Linked DNA regions of Homo sapiens: all the other regions are linked to region 2. Evidence: chromatin loops called from intact Hi-C (ENCODE). Cell type or tissue: heart right ventricle. All regions are shown on one strand. Region 1 holds the start of DCLK1 (doublecortin like kinase 1). Region 2 overlaps DCLK1 (doublecortin like kinase 1). Region 3 overlaps LOC107984604 (a long non-coding RNA gene). Region 4 overlaps CCDC169-SOHLH2 (CCDC169-SOHLH2 readthrough).

What was found. Peaks named below come from ENCODE experiments on the same cell type or tissue, not always from the same donor. Only the 100,000 strongest peaks of a DNase experiment are listed, where the experiment ranks them.
Region 1: it touches region 2 in a loop (2.0-fold over the local background); 11 of 110 quality-filtered maps call a loop at or near these places.
Region 3: a loop joins it to region 2, with 2.2 times the contacts of the local background. A loop is called at or near these places in 4 of 110 quality-filtered maps.
Region 4: a loop joins it to region 2, with 5 times the contacts of the local background. A loop is called at or near these places in 11 of 110 quality-filtered maps.

Annotation. Positions count from the first base shown.
Region 1 is chr13:36,128,071-36,133,070 of GRCh38, reverse strand. It overlaps DCLK1 (doublecortin like kinase 1), which reads left to right and starts at 1,689. Exons shown (of 17, transcript NM_001330071.2): 1 at 1,689-1,957. In heart right ventricle, no CTCF peak of the experiment used is centred here; DNase peaks (open chromatin) are centred at 970, 1,240, 1,560 and 2,400; H3K4me3 peaks cover 2,323 bases; H3K27ac peaks cover 1,377 bases.
Region 2 is chr13:35,992,378-35,997,377 of GRCh38, reverse strand. All of the region lies in intron 3 of DCLK1 (doublecortin like kinase 1), which reads left to right. Among named protein-coding and RNA genes, the nearest start is that of DCLK1, 140 kb to the left of the region's middle. RefSeq lists an enhancer at 3,395-3,896. In heart right ventricle, no CTCF peak of the experiment used is centred here; a DNase peak (open chromatin) is centred at 2,687; H3K27ac peaks cover 2,585 bases.
Region 3 is chr13:36,152,555-36,157,554 of GRCh38, reverse strand. It overlaps LOC107984604 (a long non-coding RNA gene), which reads left to right. Exons shown (of 3, transcript XR_001749822.1): 3 at 476-642. Among named protein-coding and RNA genes, the nearest start is that of DCLK1, 24 kb to the right of the region's middle. RefSeq lists an enhancer at 2,523-3,087. In heart right ventricle, no CTCF peak of the experiment used is centred here; a DNase peak (open chromatin) is centred at 2,618; H3K4me3 peaks cover 979 bases.
Region 4 is chr13:36,273,306-36,278,305 of GRCh38, reverse strand. The region is part of intron 2 of CCDC169-SOHLH2 (CCDC169-SOHLH2 readthrough); the gene reads left to right. All of the region lies in intron 4 of CCDC169 (coiled-coil domain containing 169), which reads left to right. Among named protein-coding and RNA genes, the nearest start is that of CCDC169, 22 kb to the left of the region's middle. RefSeq lists a silencer at 1,520-1,814. In heart right ventricle, a CTCF peak has its summit at 2,920 (motif pointing right); no DNase peak of the experiment used is centred here.

The sequences.
Region 1 (5,000 bases), 140 kb before region 2:
AGGGCCAATGTATACTATTTAATGTCTTCATCTACTTAATTATCAGTTGCCCCCTGGTTTCCTTAAAGAGCTAATGATGCCCAACTATTTCTAGTGAGAGCACTTTGCTACTGAGAGAGTCAAACACCAAGGTGATTCTCTGAACACATTATCTGTGTGTGCTAGGTACAACAGCTAGGAAGAGGTAAGATGATGGTGAGTTACTTAAAGCTCTTAAGAAATGACCCTAGTAGAATATCCATAGGGGTTAAGAGATGAAATTTATTTCTTGGCTTAGCATTTTGGAAGAAATCACTTGGCATTTGTCATTGGCAAGATAAAAAGAAGCTCTGATTTCTGTTCTCCAGAAGATGTACTTGGCTTCTTCCTTTCTCTTAATTTACCCCTATGGCTCTCATTTTGCCTCAGAATGTGAAAGAATAGGCTTACTACTTTGCATTTAGTTAATTTGGTGAGTTCACTGTACTCTCATCTCTGGGCTATTAAATAGTTCAAAAATAAATATCGCATCACTTGTGGAATATGTAGCATGGATCTCATTTGAGCTGTGTTTTAAAACAAATGGTAATTATTTAACATTTACATCATACTTGGAAAGTATTTCAGAATAGAACTTTTTAATAATAAGTAGTCAAACACATAACTGGGATCAATGGGCAAGAGAAAAATAAAATTTTAATGTTCCATTGAAAGGTGTAGGCTCAGGAAGAGAGAAAAATACTTATGTGTATTTTGTATACTCATGTGTATTTGGGACAAACACAGGTTGTGGACGACAGGATTGAAAGTCAGATTAACTGGATCAAAATTCAGGCTGCGTACTGAGCCAGTCTAAGATTTCACCGAAATCTGGGAGCTGCTCCCACTCCCTGGACTTTTGTGCAAAGACTGGAGGAAGCTGTGAACAGCCTGGGCTAGGAGAACATTCCCCCTCTGGGAGGAGAGGCTCGCATGAGCTCATGGGGCTTTCCACCGCAGACCCAGCCTTGGCAGCCACAAAGTGTCCAGCAGTGAAACCTGGCCCTTCAGTTCTCAAGGGCCCTTTGGAACATATTTGACTCTAAGCAGAGGTCACTATTCCAAGAGTGACTCATGTCTTGGGGTTAAGTGGAGATGATGGGTGGGATCCATGAACAGATCCAGCTCTTCCCAATGTGGGGGGCACCAGAGTGCATAGCTTGGGAGGGTTGGTCATCCGAAGAGGCACTGCGTGGGTGCATCCCGGGCAAAAAGGATGAGAAGGTGATCCACTGGCTTCCATACCCTGGGAAAGGTGTCAGACCGTGAGGTCACATCAAAAGGTATGAGTGTGGGTACCTCCTTCCCTCCCCCGACGGTGGGGGCCTCATCTCTCGGCCATATCACCTCTGTGCCTTGCACACTTCCTGGCTCAGACTCAGCCCTGTCCACGTTCTCTTCCACCATCTGATCTGCCCCCATCTCCCAAAGACTACTTGTGGGGACTAGGGAGGTTTAGGGGTGTAGTCAAGCCAGATGCACCGAGGTTGCTGCGGTGGGAAGAGGGCGCTGGGAGGGAGGAGGACCTGGGGCGCAGCCGTGGTGGGTGCGCCCTGCCAAGAAGGGCGGGGGCGACGGGGCGCGCACGCGGAGGAGGAGGAGGAGGAGGGAGACGGGAGGGCGTGTGAGCGAGTGAGACAAGAAAAGGGAGCGCGCCCGCCGCCGCCGCCGCCGCCGCCCTCCTCTGGAGAGAGAGGCTGGAGTGAGGCTGTGCGAAGCGCCGCATTTCAATGAGGACGGGCCGAGGCACATCCCTGCACTAGTGGCCGCAACCGAGGCGCCGCGCTCCAGCAGCTGCTGCCGCCCAGCCCGGCCCCGCCGCCGCCCCCCAGCCCTGCAGCCCCGCAGCCCCGGCCGCGCCCAGCCCGGCGAGGACAGCACCAGGAGGCGGCCCCCAGCGCGGCCACAAAGACCCCCGGCGGCGTCTCTCCGCGGACCGGTGCGTGGTTTGCCTTCCCTGGGGACGGGAGCTGCGGGGAGGGCGGCCGGGGGACTCCGCAGAGCCCGCTCCGCCCGCAGCCGCGGGGCGCCGAGGGCAGGGCGGGCGCTCAGCTTGGCCCCGCCGCCCCGCCCGCAGTTCCTCGAAAGGCGGCCGCCCTGCCCTGGCCAGCCTGGCCCGACCCGGGGGCGTTGCGTGCGGGCGGCCCCGGGGCTGCTGGCACCTGCCTCTTTTGTTTGGTGCCATGGGGCTTTAAACCTGGAGTCAGGCGAGCGGGCCCTCCCAGGCTTTTCGCGTTGTTAGTGGAGATGGAGAGCCAGGGCGGAGGAGCTGGGAGAGGTGCTTGTCATTGTCAGAACTGGCTGCGGAGCGGGAACCAAGGAAGGAGTGGCCGGGCCCGGCCTCTTATTGTGTGTGTGCTTTTCCGTGTGCCCGGGCCAGTGATGTGTGCTTGTGGATGGGGTCGATTCGTGCGTGGTGGTGGCTGCAGCGTGGGTGTTGCAAGTACGTTTGCAGGGTCTCAAGTTCCTTCAGGGACAGCGAGGCTGCCTCATGTTCAAATTAGTACCTGCAGTGCTAAAAGCTTGCGGAGAGGAAATGGCATTTTTTCCTCCTAGTGGGAGCGCACGCACAGCCCCGCAATGCCCCACAAAAGAGGCTGCTTTTGAAAACCAGGTTTGCGCGGAATTGCTCCTGGATTTGGCAAGGAGATGCTTGGTCGGTGAGAGAGAAGATGAAAGGTTTCATTCAAACCGGCTCCCTCTCTGCTGCACCTGTGAGTGTGTCCAGGCACGGTGCACACACGTTCAGCGACCACACTGCAGGCTGTTCCGTGAATACATTTTATGACTGTTCCTAAATATATTGCCTTTCAGTGGGAAAGGAAAGTAGGACAGCGTTTTAAGTATGAAATGTCACATGGATGCAGGTCAGAAGGGATTTTTTAAGAGAGGTCATATAGAGGAAAATTATAAAAGATATGCACACACCCTGTGATGTCTACGTCCGTGGTGGTGCACGGGCCTGGAAGGTATGTGTGCGTTTTATTTCATGCCAGTCCACCTGAATCCTAATCCCACGGTTAAAATATGCCTTGGGACTTCCAGGTCCAGCATCTATTTAGATGTGGTAGCATTTATGCCATTTTTTTCTTGGTATATATGTGTGTAAATTTCTGAAACAAGAACCATGTGCTCATCTAGAGAAGGATGAACATAGATTCCTCAAAATGGTGAGAAATCCCACCGAGAACAATCAGGGATGTTGGTTTCTTGAAATGGCAGGATTTATAGGAAAAGCTCTGATGAGAGCCAGTGGCCCTTCTTACCTCCAGTGTCTGTGGTCGCTGTGGCTGAGGTGCTGTGGTTACCATCCTGGTGCCACTGCACATGTGCACTCAGGCCCTTGGCCACCTATGGTCTCTGAACATTGAGCTGTGTGTTCTCGCAGCCTTCCTGTGCAGAAAGTGTAAACCTGTGGAAGGCCAGTGGATCTTCAGAAGCTCATGCATGGTTCAAATGTATGACTAAGCCAAGGTGAGGGAAAGAACACCTATTTTGTTGCCACGAATAATTACCAGCACACTAGGGTGTGGAGTGTGCTCCATTTAGAGGTAGCTGTAGCCTTGAAAATGATTTCACTCTGAGTATGGTTTCTTTTGTCGACACCATTGCCCACTTTTGGACAGATTCAGGGAAGGGAAGTAAAAGGTGTAGCCCTGCCCTGGATGAACCTGTGATCCAGTTTGAGGAAATATGCAAATAAAATGAAACAAAGTAAACCTTTTTTCTATTTTAAATTGTTCTTTTCTTCTTTTTTCATCTGGTGTGGGAATTCTTGGTCCTAAAAGCCCGTTCCCCCAGGGAATTCTAACTATTGCCAAATTATTTGGCCTTTGCCAATTGTCAGTCACTGAGAATTCGATGTGCACTCTTTCTGGTAACAGAACTGTGCCATCCTTCCCTATGGCCCTGCTTGTTTTCTTTTAGTTTATATCAATTTGGAAGGAAATCCCCAAACTCCTAGTGTTGGGAGAATGATCACTGCCTTTAAGAATAAAACACAAACTTCAAAAGTGAGTTTGGCCTTTATAATTTACAAAATGTTGAAGAACTTAGTGAGTTGGTGTGAGTACTGGGAGTGTCTTCCACTCCACCCCCAAGACACACTCCCTTTTAGAAGACAAGAGAGCTCACTTTAAAACCATATAAATTAAAAAGTAAGAGCAGTTACCAATATCCTGGACAAAAATTGGTTCTGTTTAACAACTAATGCCTACAGGACTGGATATCAAGGGATCATTGTTTTAAAGTTATCTAACATCAAAATCAATGAAACCAGTTCAGAGCTGCCTATATATAACTGTTTTTGAAAAATGCAAATTCTGACTACTATGAGTTATTAAGAGGCAAGAAATAGTTTTCATATTTGGAGGGAAAAAAGTACACTGAACTCATTAACACTCCAGGTTTAAATCACACTTCATTTCTCCCTCCCCAGACCTTCAGTGGGGTCAGCAATAGACCCATAAGCAGGTAGATAGAATCACCAACATCAGAGGCCTGCTGACCACTGCTTCCTCTGTGTGCAGACGAGGTCTGGATCAGTTATGTGGCCTGTCCAAGGTCACTGAGCTAGTTAGGAGTGAGGGCTTACAAAATCCTGCTTCTCATGCTGAAGAGGAACCAGTTTCAAAGGAGCAAGGGATGGAAAACACCAGCTTTGGAGTTACAGTAAATCTGGGTTCAAATCTCAACCCCTCAGTTATAATTTTGGGACCCTGGATAAATTCCATATTCACCTGAATATTAATAATATTACCTACCTTGTTGGATTAATATGAGGTTTAGAAGAGAATTTTTAGCATATTATACAACTGGTTGATGAGTAATAGTGTCAGGTACCTCCTAGACCTTCAGTAAATATTGCTTTCTTTCACTTCATTTCTGGAGTACCAAATCTCTAGTCATGCTTTCAGGTGTGAAATTTTAGCCACTCTGAATGGATCAGAGGTCAGTTTACTGAGGGCCAAAGAAAGGTTGGG
Region 2 (5,000 bases):
CGATGATTTTCCCCTTAAAATGAGAGATGAGAAAAGAAATTAAAGATAATCATATCTGCCTAGGTTTTAGTTGGATTGGGGCCTATCTTCATTAGTAATAAATCTCATATTTCCTCATCATTAAAAAGAACTTGATCCAGACAATACATGCTCATGTTCAGTGGAGAAGATCACGAGATTATCCAAAGTGGGCTAGCCTTGGCTTTGCATTTGTGTATGGATGAGGCTGATATTGGATTTAATTTCAAACCACAAGGTGTAGCCCCAAGAGAAAGGAGCCATTCTGGAAACTAATTGGCTTTTTCCATCCTACCTTCAACTCAAACATCATTAAACTCTGTTTCTAGCAGGAGGAGACTGTTCCTGCATGCAGATGTAGGGAAGTGGTTAAGGGGCTTTAAAGGGCTTCACTGCATGTAAAATAAATAACACAGGAATCAGAGTGTTAAAAATAGAAGCTCTGAGTAAATAGCTATAGCTTTGTGGCCAACAGGTCGAATGCTCACTCTCAGTATTAAATGGGCAAAAATAAAGTTATGCTGTCCATATGGATGAAAGCAAAGCATGTATAAAAGATGATGCACAGAGTGGATAATACCCTTCAGATAAGTGGTGTATTAATCAGGGTTCTCCATAGAAACAGAACCAATAGGTTGTGTGTATATATATATATGGAAAGAGATTTGTTTTAAGGAACTCACGTGAACATCGAGACAGGCAAGTTCAAAATACTCAGGGAGGGCTGGCAAGCTGGAGACTCAGGAAGAGCTGATGTTGCAGTTCAAATCTGCTAGAATGGCCTCCTGCTTGTGGAGGTCAGCCTTTTGTTCTATTCAAGCTGTCAACCAATAGATGAGGCCCACCTGCATTACAGAGGGCAGTCTGCTTTGCTCAAATTTAGCAATTTAAATGTTAATCTCATCTAAAAACACCCTCAAAGAAATGTGCAGAATAGTGCTTGACTACATACCTGGGCCCCGTGGCCCAGCCAAGTTGACACATAAAATTGACCACCTCAAGTGGGAATGGGCATTGCACATGGTGCTGTTTGCAATACCAGCACACTGAAGCGAATGATGAAGACGGGAGGCCTTAATCTATCTCTCCTTCTTAAAGCACTGATGATTTTATTTACAACTAAAATAGGTTGGCAGGGTGCAGTGGCTTACGCCTAGAATCTTAGCATTTTGGGAGGCCGAGGCGGGTAGATCCCCTGAGGTCAGGAGTTTGCAACCAGCATGACCAACATGGTGAAGCCCCGTCTCTACTAAAAATACAAAAATTAACTGGGCGTGGTGGTGGGCACCTGTAATCCCAGATGCTTGGGAGGCTGAGGCAGGAGAATCACTTGAACCTGGGAGGCGGAGATTGCATAATATTTAACTCCAGCCTGGGCAACAAGAGTGAATGAAACTCCATCTCAAAAAATTAAAAAAAAGAAATAATAAAATTAAAATAGATGAAAATATTGTTGGCCTTAAGTAAAGCCTAATATAGAAGATATTTTAGGAAAACTGTTGTAATCTTATTGCTTATGTTTGTAACATTTCTGCTAGATTTGCATTTATAAGAACAGCCAGGAAACAAAGATTTATGGTAAAAACGTGTGATCTCACGTACGTGGGTTAGTTTATCTTTTTTGAGGTTGTCTCTCACAGCCTGCTGCTAAAAATAAGCAGTCTTCTATTATTTGCTCACCTGTGATTTAGTCAGAAAAGCCAGTGTATTCTAATGAGTTGGGAAGAGGTGAAATTTCCATTCAGAATGGTAATTTTCTGTTAATCATCATTGAAACTGAAGAGCCTCCCAGATTGTTCCTCAACATTTGAATTGGCCTCAGTAAAAATGAAAGAAGACAAAGGAACATTTATATGAAAGTAAAATGTTCTTATTCTTTCTGGTTTTGCTAATAAAACTACCAGATTGGTTTCCTTGTCTTTGTCCTCTGATCTGTTTACATTCCTTTTATTATATTTTGGTGTGGCCCATTAAAAATATTGCCCCATACTAACTAGTATATTGAAAACGGATAGAATTAGATTTCGTAATAAAGTGAACTTAGTTCACTCAAATGTTAAGTCATTTCCTCCACTGAATCCTTGTAGACACAGGCATTTGGATTGTATCTTTACAATATGATATTGGAAAAGATGAGGGAATATTGGTAATTTGAGGTGAAAAAGAAAACTCTTATAATTGAATGTGGATGCTTTGTCTCTTCTTGGAGCAGAGGTTTAAGAAAGAAAAGGAAGAAACTCCACCACTACAAAGCTACCTTGGAGAACACTTAGACAAAAATTTCTCAGAGCATATGCTATTTGGTGAAAATTCACAAATTGCTCTTCATAGCTTTCTGAATTTGTGTCATATCTGCATTTTAAAATTGAATGTGCTGCAGTTCCAACCTGTATGCTTTTGAATGAACCTTAATGATGGGCCATTTCTTATTGCCGTCATCTGTGCCTTTCATTGCTGATTTATGTCAACTTCCTTTAAATGCATTGTGGTATTTAGGCAGTGGATAAGATAGTAATGCCATCGCATGCTGGTTGCTTAATGATGCAATTGCTTGAAAATTTAAAGCCCATAATAGCTTTAGGTCAGGTTCAGAAGTTCATGTTCCATGCCAGACATTTGAAGACTGAATCAGAGCCCGAGCACTGCCAAAATCATGCCACATTTGTCAAGCCTGGCCTTGGGTAAAAGCTGTTGGAAGCCGCCCATTCATCCAAGCCAATCACTGATAATGAAGCTTGAGGGAACATGAAATATCTTTTCTAAAAAGAACAGACAACCTCACCAGTTGGCTGCCTTTTTTTTATTTTTAGTATAATTACCAGGGGCAAACTGTCTTGCAGAATTGCTATCTTATATTAGCTTTGAGTTTGTGTTCTTGAGACCTGATGCAAGGATGTTTTATTAGCTAAGAATATGTGGTTTGAGGTCAGCTGAACATGATTCTTTCAGGTTTTTCTTGTGGGCTGTAATGTGATTGACTATTCTGTGGTGTGGAAGCTTACAGCTAGAAAAGAAACTTCAGGAGAACCACTTTCCTGTTTTCACGCTTATATTTTATCTGACTAATTCGCTTGGCTCCTGCCACAAACATCCATCAGTGAACAGACTTCTGCTACAGGGAAAGTTCTAGAAGAGCTGCCCACCTGGAACACTTCAGTCAAGCCTGAAGCTGGAATTGTAAAGTGTGACTGATTCCAAAATCACCATGCCCCAACCTACTCCTGCTAAATGTTAGATTTTTTTTTTTTTTTGGAAGCTGCATGTTACTTTTCCCCTTTTCTTTTTTTCAAAGGGCTCATAGTATTGGTTCCAGTATCTCAAAAGGATGTTTTGCAGATGAGAGAAAAGTACTTGAAAGAGTCTGAAACGCTGGAAGGACTAGAGATGTTAACTGGTCACTTTCCCTCACTCCTGCCTTTCATATTCCACACTCAGGTCTTTAAAGACTTTGGCTTTGAAGAGAGGAAATGAAATATGGGAGCCTCAAGGCTGATACTTATCCTAGCTTTTTTTTTTTTTTCTCATGAGTGTTCAGAGAAAGGAATTGAATTTGAATTCTCTGAAGCACCATATGATAGGTAGTTCTGATTAAGTTGTGGCTAGATGTCTTTGATGATGTTATTACCATCATCAAAAAAATGTTAACTAATTCCTCATGTATGTAAATCTTTGTAATTCAGAACACACTCACTTTACCTGATTCTCACAACCACTTGGTAATGAAGGCACGGCAGGTACTGGTTTCATCCTCATCCCCCAATGTGTAGATGCGGAAACTGAGGATGAGAGGTAAACCTTTCCCCAAGTTTCACAGATAGTAAGTGGCAAGTCTAAGACAAATCATGCTACGTCCAGTGCTTTTCCTGTATTTTATGCTGCCTCCTGCCTTCTGTCAGCAGATTTTGGTGGCTGTTGGAGGAAAGAAAATTATAAGAAAAATTATAAGAAAAGATCCTTGCTCTTGATGAGTTTAAGGTCTACCTGGAGAGACAGAACTGAGGCATGAAAGAGACAAAGAAGAATGCAAGGTAGGCTGTGCTAAGTGTTCAGTCAGTAGTTTTGAGGTTACTTGTTGCTGGAGCGTCATGTAGGAGAGGTGATTGATCGAAGGCAGGGACAGCAGAGAAAGCTTTCGGGAGGAAGTGAGAGTTGAGTTGGTCTTGAAAGGAGAGTAGGTCTTAGATAAAAGAGAGCAGAGCAGCTTGAGCAACTGTATCACAGAAGCAGATGCATATGACAGTGCGTAGGAGGCTGAGCAAGCAATTGTGCTGGACCCACATATTACATCAGGGAGACATTGCAGGCAAGGCTGCAGAAACAGCAAAAGGACCAGGATGTGAAAATCTTGAATGCCTGAATTTGGATTTAATCCATTAAATAAGGAGAAGATATCCAGGGCTTCAGAGCAGTAGCTTCATGTGTATAATCGATTAGAGACTGGAGATCACTGATGGGGGAGTAGTATATCAGTGCAGTTCATAAAGGTGGTAGAATTAAAATAAAGGAATGAATGACCAGGTCACACAAAGGAAAAAGGATCAGGATTTTCAGGGGAAAGAGGAGAAATAGAGTGATCATAAAATGTATTGTCCAACCTAGGACATTTTCCAAGACAAATGCTACACTGGTCAGGACAGTGGGAAAACAGGCACAAACTGGGACTTTCCTAGGCAAATTGAACATATGATCATACTGGTCAACAATGATGCTGGGGTTTTGAGACTGGGGCATTTGTGGTCATTGATAGAAGGAAAATCAGCAAGGCCAGTGATCTTGGATTTTAAGCTTCAAGATGACTGCAGTAAGTCAGGAGTAGATTTCCAGTGCAAAGTTAGAAATGCACAAAACTTGTCTGTATAACCCTTTGTTTCACCTTTCACTCCTCTTTTAAGCCCCCAACATTAAAAAAAAAAAAAGCACTTTCTTTTGAAGGAAGCAAACAAAGTAAGGAATGGCAGCCACATCCTAGTACTGTCAACATG
Region 3 (5,000 bases), 160 kb before region 2:
GCTCCCAATAAATTGGCCTCTGTCTATACATCTGGATAAAATTAAAACAATAAGCTTTATTTTAATAAGATCATAAAATTGCAAGCTTTGCAAAAGCAGGAGCAACGTCCTCCATTTCCTCTGAGTCCTTCCACACTGCTGTCCTTAGGTAGCTAAGCCAGCAGCCTTCAATCTTTTTCTTTTTCTTTTTTCTTTTTTTTTTTTTTTTTTGCTGATTCACAAAAGTGGATGCCACTTACATGAACGATCACTCTTGTGGGGATGCCCAAGATTCTGTGAAATTCCCAACACACAAGCAGCAATTCCTCCCTGTTCTCTCTCTTGAACACAAGGGAGAATGACAAAAATAGAGGGGTACATTTTAGCTAGCTCCAATTCACTTGGGAAAAAAATACATAATTTGTGAGCTTATCTTTATTGTTAGTCATATGTTTCTTTTGACATCTCACACTGTTCACCTTCACCATTTCAACAGGCATCCATTTCAACAAGCTGTCATCAAACAGTGGTGCCAGGGAGCTACTAGGAAATGGGATGAGGAGAGTCTGGGATGTCTGTTGGTGCTTCCCAACGAGTGTTATGGGCCCTCTGTTTTCAGGTGGACCTTCCTGCAGGAGCAGAAGATTTCTTGCTAAAGGGAGTGTAAAGGTCTTTTCCTTTCTATTTAGTGGATCAGAACCTGCATAGAAACAGAAATGAAATGCTCAGGTGGGAGCAGTGATTCTCAATGGCTGATGTCCAAGACACAAAAGGATAATCACAATGTTTTTATGATATCAACTTCTGAAAATCATGTTTGGCAATTTTTTCCTGAATAACAGACAATATGAAGAAGACCCAAAATGTTTATAAAGGGGAGATTTCGGAGTGGGATCTGTTTCAAGTCAAAGGAGAAAGCAGTCAGGCAGCTTGGGGGCCAATTACAATATTGGGTGAAAGCCACTGGGTTAAAGAGAAGGCTATGGGGTCACCACACAAGACAAAAACTGAACTGTTGATTCCCTTTCCCACCATTCCTCTCCCTTTCTTTTAGCAAATGGCAAACCCATTCGTCACCAAGCCAGAAATCTTTGAGTCATTGTCTCCTCTCTCTCTCTCTCATACTCTCCATTTGATTGATCAGCAAATCTTGACTTTCTGAGTTTCAAAACGTCATCAGTACCTGACCACTTCACTCCAGTGAAGGACAGTACTCATCCTGGTCCAGGCCACCAATATCTCTCACCCAGGTAATGGCCTCCTAACTAGTCTTACTGCTTTCACCTTCCCTTGCTCAATCTGTTTCACGTAGTAGACAGAACGGTCTTTTTAATGTTTAAATCAGATTATGCCATTTCTTTGCAAACCTCCAATGACCTCTCATCTCATTCACAGAAAAGCAGTCTTTACTATGAGTCTATGAGACCTTTTAGGACCTCAGTCCTTGCAACCTGTCCAACAACATCATCTCCAACAGCTCTTCCCCTCTGTCACTCAGCTCATTGACAATGGTCACCTGGGTTTTACTTGAACAACCCTACCTCAGGGCTTTGCACTCGCAATTCTCTCTGCATGAAGTATTTTCTTCCAGGAATTTGCTTGGCTAACTTATTTAATCAGTTCATCATAGGCCTCATTATGAAAGAAGCTTTATTCTTTTTTATGGGCAACTTGATCATTGGCATCTGTTTCAGCAGTCAATGACTGTGAGCAAATTGGCAATGTCAAACTCTGCAAAATTTCGAGATTTTTTTTAATGACCTAAAATAGAGAGTTTATTATCTCAGAAATTTGTTAAGGTCAAATTTTTTGTGTATTATCCTCAGCGCATGGTTGATTTTCTCTTACAAACTCTTTCACTTGTTTTAAAGAATGAATAATTTGGGGACTTTGAGTATTTAAATCTATTTTTAAACATGGTATATGTTCTTGTAACTATTGTTTCTCACATCGGCACTGATTGTACTTTATTAGTTAGTTCCAGAGACCCTTAATTACAGAAAGTTGCCTGGGGAAGTCCAAGACCAAGTCAATTGTATTGACGAGAAAAGAAAAAAGCAAACTAATAGACCTAATGACTTGGAGTCTAAGACAGTCATGAAAGACTCCCCTCCACTTCCTCAAAACATAGGTAGGTGCAATGTTAAGTAGAGTCAGGGAAGTCAGTAACTCATTTTGCCAATTTAAAGCCCCAGCGCAATTTATTTATGAGGCTCGGGGTATTTTAAATTCACCTAAGTCAATCACGCGGTGAAAATCATGCTCGGGTGTGAATTCTGGCCTGAAAATATGCATCCCCTTATTGTATTCACACAGACCTTTTGCATCTCAAGCGTGGTGAGCAGCTGTTGCGGAGTCGGTAGAGCCTGGTCTGAGTAAGGAGGAGCCCGGCAGCGGCCCTGGTGGGGTCGGAGAGAGGGCACTAGTGCTGTTTCTATTTGGGGACGCCGGGGGAAGGCGCCGCCGCAGGGTCATTGCAGCGCCTCCCCAGCGCGCAGGGCTGTGGATCCCACAGCAGCCTCCGGGCCAGGTTCCGGGATGCTTGGGGATGGCGCGGCTGCACCTGTCACTCGCCGCTCACTCCTGCTCCGGGGAGACCCCGCGCTGACCTCTGCCCTTGCGCCTGACAGCTGGGCCCCGAGCCTCCCCTGCCTCTGCTGTCACTCGGAGGTGGCTGGTGATTAGTAATCGTCTCCATCCTCCACGCGGGAGGCGTGACCGGGCGTTTACACGCAGCCTGTGAGCCAGCGCCTGGAAATTCCTTTCAGGGACTGCTTTTGCATCTAGAAACCAGAAGTGATTCAAGTGATATGTTCAACTCCTGCCCCTGGGCTGGGGAGAGCGTTGCAGCTCAGTAAAGCACTGCTCCCAGGGAAGAGCTGTCTCTGCTCCCATGGCATAGTTCTTTTCCCTTTCCTGATCAAGGAGACAATGACATAAATATGACTGTCATGGGTGATGATAGCCAGACTGGAGAGACATTCTCACTAGGGTTTTGTTTTGTTTGCTTTTGTAGACAGTGTCACTCTGTCACCCAGGCTGGAGTGCAGTGGCACAATCACGGCTCACTGCAGCCTCAATCTCTCCAGCTCAAGTGATTCTCCCACTTCAACCTCCCAAGTAGCTGGGACTACAGGCGCATGCCACCATGCCTGGCCAATTTTTTTTTTTTTTTTTTTTTTTAAGTAGAGAGGACAGTCTCACTATACTGTCCAGGCTAGTCTCAAACTCCTGACTTCAAGTGATCCTCCCACCTCAGCCTCCCAAGTGTGTTACCACTAACACACTTCCTCAATTGTAAAATAAGGCATTGAACAAGTTGTTTACATTTAAATCACTTTCTGAGTGTCCATCAGCCTCCAAAAATTGAGGCAGTTTCTCAGACTAATATCAGTAGCAATTCTATCACTATTTCTTCTTTAATGTAAGGGAAAATTAATTTTGATCAATTTGCCAGGTATCAATTTGGGTAACATTTCTACCATCTTGATTTGACATATGGCATTGCAGTTCCCCCTAAGTCACTCCAGCTGGGGCACAAGAGGCAGCTTACAGTCACTGTGGGCAGGCTTTTTATTTTGTTACCTCATGTGCTTAGTCCTTCTTGTCACTGGCTCTGCCCCTGCCCTTGGTACTTGCCCAGGCCAGGCCCCAGGGGAAGAATGCTTATAGACTGGGTCAGATATTTTACCTTCCCCATTGGTCTTGGGAGTGGTCTCCATCTTCTTCCCTTGTTTGTTCATTTTGCTAATTTCAGGAACCCCAGATCCTGGTCCTGGTCCTCCTCCACCAGACGGAAGGAAGTCAGAGCTTGCTCCAAAGAGATTCTTGCAAAGTGGCCCCACAACTGCTTGTCTGAGTCAAGCCTCAGCAGAAAAAATCCCTGTATCCATCATCTATTTCTCTATTCCTCTAGGAATAATTTATCTTATAGTTCATCATATTCCATAATATCTGCTTATGATAACTAAAGCATCTAGCAGCTTGACCTGCTGGAAAGGATATGGATTTGGGACATTTTGTCTCAGATCTACTACATACAAACTTTGTGACTTTGGAAATAGACACTTCCTTGGTATGAGTCTTAGTAAGCTCACCTGTAAGATGGGAGTTGTAAGAATTTTATAGTGCCAGGCACAGTGATTCACACCTGTAATCCTAACACTTTGGGAGGCAGAGGCAGGAGAACCACTTAAGCCTATGAGTTTCAGACCAGCCCTGTCAACACAGAGAGACCCTGTTTTTCCAAAAAACTTAAAAAAATGTAGCCAGGCATGGTGGTATGCTCCTGTCAGCTCTTCAGGAGGCTGAGATGTGAGGATCCCTTGAGCCCAGGAGGTCGAGGCTGCAGTGAGCCATGATGGTGCCACTGCAATCCAGCCTGGGCCACAAAGCCAGATCTTGTCTCAAAAATAAATAAATAAATAAGAGTTTTGTAGGAATCAAGTCAAATAATGTATGACAAAAGATTCTGTGAACCTCACAGCATTATGTAATGGTGTGTGTGTGTGTGTGTGTGTGTGTGTGTGTGTGTGTTTTACTGCAGCAGATTTTGGTGGTTAGAAGAATGAGTTTTTGGAGTCAGACTTCTGTTTAAAGCAAGGCTTCACTAATTACTGGCTCTGTGACCACAGACAAGTGACTTTAATTTCTTTTATATCCCGGCATCATCATCTGTAAATTGGAAATAATAGCTATATTTTAGGGTTGTTGAAACGTTAAGTGAGATAATGTATGCTAAGCATTTAATATAATTCTTAATATGTCATAATAGTAGTTGCTGCTTTCAGGCCCTAAGGATGCTGTTGGCTTGAAAAAAAAATGTACCCTTGAGACTTTTAATCTACCTCCTTTTGTTAACCACATCTGAATTTTTATCTCTAGAAATAAATGTATATAAAATTGCCTTACTTAATTCCAGTTTTTAGAAAATATTCCTTTTTCCACAGTTCGAAAATGCATAAAAATCTAGTGCACCAGCTTCTTATCTCAGCAGTTGAAATTATTTGACTATTGATTCT
Region 4 (5,000 bases), 280 kb before region 2:
TCTGAGGCTTAATTTCCTCATCTGTGAAATTGAGTTAATTAAACTCTCATGCAGGGTTACTGTGAAGATTATTAGAGATAGATAAAACAAATAACATAGTGCCTGACATAGTAAGCTCTGTTAGTTCCTGTTCTGTTTTCCCTTGATAAAGGAAAAGTACTATTTTATTAAAACAAGTCTGTTGTGAAATTAACCCCAATCAACTTGGAAGGGATAAGCATAAGGCCCAAAGATGTGCAATCTGTTTTCACTTATTAAGCTGTGCTGTTATATAAGTTGTGAATCTTCTGAATCTTTTGGTACCTTCTCAAAACTATAATAGAATTCATTAGATATTTAACATCTTTTTTTTTTTTTTTTTGAGACGGAGTCTTGCTCTGTTGCCCAGGCTGGAGTGCAATGGCACGATCTCGGGTCACTGCAACGTCAGCTTCCCGGGTTCAAGCGATTCTCCTGCCTCAGCCTCCCGAGTAGCTGGGATTACAGGTGCCTGCCACCACGCTCAGCCAATTTTTGTATTTTTAGTGGAGATGGGGTTTTGCCATGTTGGCCAGGCTGAACTCCTGACCTCAGGTGATCCGCCTGCCTCAGCCTCCCATTACAGGCGTGAGCCACCTCACCCAGCTGATATTTAACCCTCTTAATAAAAAGTGCAGAACCTTTACTTCCCTTGAGCTAGTTGGGTGTACATTTTCTAGTCTCTAACATGTGCATTCACCAAAACGGGACTTAGTGCCTACCTGAAATTCCTTCCAAGAATTTCCAGGTATGTTCAGCAAAGACCTGTAGCCATATTAATATATATTAAAGGTATATTCTTTTTTAATTTTAATGTTTAAGTTCTGGGGTACATGTGCAGGATGTGCAGGTTTGTTACATAGGTAAACATGTGCCATGGTGGTTTGCTGCACCTATCAACCCATCACCTAGGTATTAAGTCCAGCATGCATTAGCTATTTTTCCTAATGCTCTCCACTCCCCCACCCTACCCCCTGACAGGCCCCAGTGTGTGTTGTTCCCCTCTCTGTGTCCATGTGTTCTCAATGTTCAGGCCCCACTTATAAGTGAGAACATGGGGTGTTTGGTTTTCTGTTCCTGCATTAGTTTACTGAGGGAAATGGCTTTCAGCTCCATCCATATCCCTGCAAAGGATATGATCTCTTTCCTTTTTGTGGCTGCATATTATTCCATGGTGTATATGTACCACATTTCCTTTATCCAATCTATCATTGATGGGCATTTGGGTTGATTCCATGTCTTTGCTATTGTGAATAGTGCTGCTTAATGTATACTTTTATATACATTATGTATGTATACTAATGTATATTAAAAGTATACGTTCTGAGGATTTCCCCAGAAATTTGGTAGGTCTGGAGTAAGGCCTGGACATTTGTATTTTTTTGGCAGACCTCACAATAGGCTCTATTACAGAGCACAACTTAAGATCAACAGATATAGGGGATGTATATCCCTCAGAGAAAGATGTGGAATACAGCCTTGCTTGTGATAAGTTACTGTAATGGCTCTTATCAACAAGCCCCACCATATCCCTGTAGTCAATTGTATTGCAAAGTGGAAGTCCTATTCCTTGACTCATTCAGAGTCATAAAAGTGATGACCCCTATTTTTCTCTTTCTCTAGTTTTCCTATCAGTACCCTCCCCCTTGTCCTCCACTACACCCAGGCAGCTTGGATCCTTCAGGGAAATCTCTCACCAGTGCATATGCTTAGTCAGTCAGATGGATCCTGTTCCTAAAGCTAACAAGACTAGCTGGTGGTGAAAAGAATGGGGGAGAAGGTGTAGAAACAGAGAAACATTATTTAGGAAAATACTTAATCTCATCTCAAACATTCTCTGGAAGACTCTTGATCAATTTGTAGAAAACCAATTCACAGGAAGCCAATTTGCCGAAATCCAAATCCTTGAATATGTTCTAATGAATATAATTTTATTTAGTAACATTTTAATAAATGTTTGTTGAAAACCCAAAACTTACGGAAATCATTTAGCATTTAGTATTATTATTGAAAATATTCTTAGAAAAAGAGTATATTTCAGGTTATAAGTTCACATATATGAATGATTTTCCTTAAAGCGAATTTTTAGTAAATTTGGAATCGTAGGTAGATTGGTCTCCCTGCAAATTAATCCTTTGATGAATTGGCTTTTTGAAATATTAATCTTTGCCTGTTTGTCTATATTCCCTTCAGACATATGTTTCAGCTTGCCATAGGACAAACAGGAGAAGAACATATTACAAAAGCAAGAGAAGCCTGAAGAAAGAGATGGTTTTAAGTCTTAGTTCTTTTAAACCATCGGGCCATTGTTTTTATCACACACCTGGCTCTTCAGAGAAGCAAGACTCTCCCCTCTATTATTCTCTGTTGTGGTCCATGTCATGTCCCACTCTCTGACTTCCAGTCTTATTACTCATTGACCTACTTATCTTTTCTTCATCCTGTTGCCCCACACCATTTTCCTGACTGTGATACTAATTTCTTTACCATGATTCAGATTCTTCTTTTAGCTGTGCTGCCTGATGGACATCCAGCCCTATTTGGGTCTTCCTGGGACCCATTACCTCACTGTACACCCAATTAGTCATGCTCCCACTGGGCTCACTGTGGTAGTTTATGCCTTTTGAAAATTCTTAGAAATGTTGTTTTTAATGCCTGATAACCAGTCATTAAAATTAGTGACACTAGAGCACTATTGACACGTGTAAGTATATATTTTTAAAGTATTGAGGTTATTAAAATGCTATAATCTCTGAGACTGCCTCCTGAGGTGTTCTGTGGACAGCCCTCACTGGGTTTGTGTTCTCTCCAAGATCAGAATGGTCAATTGATAGGTACATAGCTTCAAATCACAGACAGAAAAGTTAGTTTAAACAGATTTTATATGCAAATCTAGTAACAGTGCTGTCCACAAGGGGGCATTTGGTATTTAAGAATGTAGAAGGCTGTGTTCTTTCATTGTTGCAGTTGCCTATATTGAAAAGTACTATATATATAGGAGCTGTGCTTAACTACATTGTATTCTCCTGTTTTTTCTTTTGTAAGCGTTCAGTGGAGTGATTTTTTTTTTACTTTTTTTTTGTGTGTTTGTTAGCAATCATTGGTTTAAAAATAATATGCAGGCCGAGCGCGGTGGCTCACGCCTGTAATCCCAGCACTTTGGGAGGCCGAGGCGGGCGGATCACGAGGTCATAGATCGAGACCATCCTGGCTAACACGGTGAAACCCCGTCTCTACTAAAAATACAAAAAATTAGCCGGGCGTGATGGTGGGCGCCTGTAGTCCCAGCTGCTCGGGAGGCTGAGGCAGGAGAATGGTGTGAACCTGGCAGGCGGAGCCTGCAGTGAGCAGAGATCGCGCCACTGCACTCCAGCCTGGGCGACAGGGAGACTTTGTCTCAAAAAAAAAAAAAAAAAAAATGCAGCTAATGGAATTTTCTCTCTGCTTTGGATAGAGGTGAGGGACTTTTTTAAAAACCTAAGTATACTTTATTTCAGGTGTGTAAACAGTATCTTGAAATTTCTTATTCTTACCCTGTTGTTTCAATCTACTCTTGGAAAATGACCTTTAAAAAGCAAATTAAAACAAGATCGTAGGTGAAATATGTTATTGCTTGGAATGCTAAGAAGTTATTAGTGTCAGAAACAAAACAAAACAGCTCTTTTATGATAATAGAATTAGCTTTATGTATATGATTTTCGTTGTTGTTAATATCTAGTAGAATTTTCAGTTTAACTGTGGCGTTGCTTTGTCTTTCCAGGCTGCAGTTTTCTAGTATATTACCATTGATTTATATAATCAGATAAAAGCAGCTCCTTGGGAAGATCAAGAACATTAAGTTATGAACAGTCCAGTGAATTGGAAGTGATGGAATGAGAGAGTCTGTTCTTCTGTTTTAAAGATATCTAGTTCATTTTGGAGTCAGTAAAATAAGAGGGAACCTTAAAGTTATTGTAGTACAATTTTATACTTTTCAAGGATCTCTGGTATGTATATTTATAAGTGGATAATTACAAATATCTTCTTGTTAATGGTCCAGGTTACTTCATGATTGCTGTCGTTTTTGCAAAATCTATAATGTGTTTTTGTCGTCTCCCCAGGATAATTTATTTTTATGCTGGCCTTATTCCCATGAGATTGCCACAATGAAACATCCTAACTTCCTGAGTTATAGTATAATTTCAAAGCATAGTATGCCTAAAACACAACTCATAGGAAGCAGGTATAGAGAAGGAGAATGAAGTGGGTTATTCTGGGAATTCTGGGCCACACCAGCTGTAACTGTGTGTGGGGGCAATGCTGAGGCTAACTGCAGAAGAGAAAATACTTTGTGTCTCTCTGTTGAGCCTGGAGAGAATGAACACGCACAGAGCTGGGAGACAAAGTCATGTGTTAGAGGCTGGAGGAAGAAACCAAGGTGTTAAAGCTTAAAGATAATAGTGAAGAAAGAACGAAGGACAAGGCACGAAGACCACAACTGCTATGAAGCTGCTTCTTAATACATTTTCCACATGGTGCTTATAAAGCTTTAGAAATTAGTACATTACAAAAAAATTTTAAATAAAAACATTGATGGAATTTCTAACTCAAATACCAGGGTGGGTTGTTAGCAATCTCAAATGTGATCTATTTTAGAATTCACAGTTTTTGAGTATAAAATTATTATTTTTAAATCTTGTAGAATAGTAGAAATATTATTGAAGCGTAGTATTATTGTGCTTTAAAAAATGCAAATGTGCATAATTAGAATGTTCCCCATTTTAGTCAAAACATTTTTTGCTTGTGAAGCTAGTAAGTAAGGCAGTATGTGTGTGGGGCCTCAGGATATTTTTTTTATAACTATTACATCATTTGGTGTGTTCACTCTTACATGCTCCTATCTCACAAACCCATATTCTTCCCATGTATAAAACTCCTAAAGTACTCCCACCTGACAAAATCCAATAACAAATGTAAAATTGGAAAACTGTGGGTATAATTGG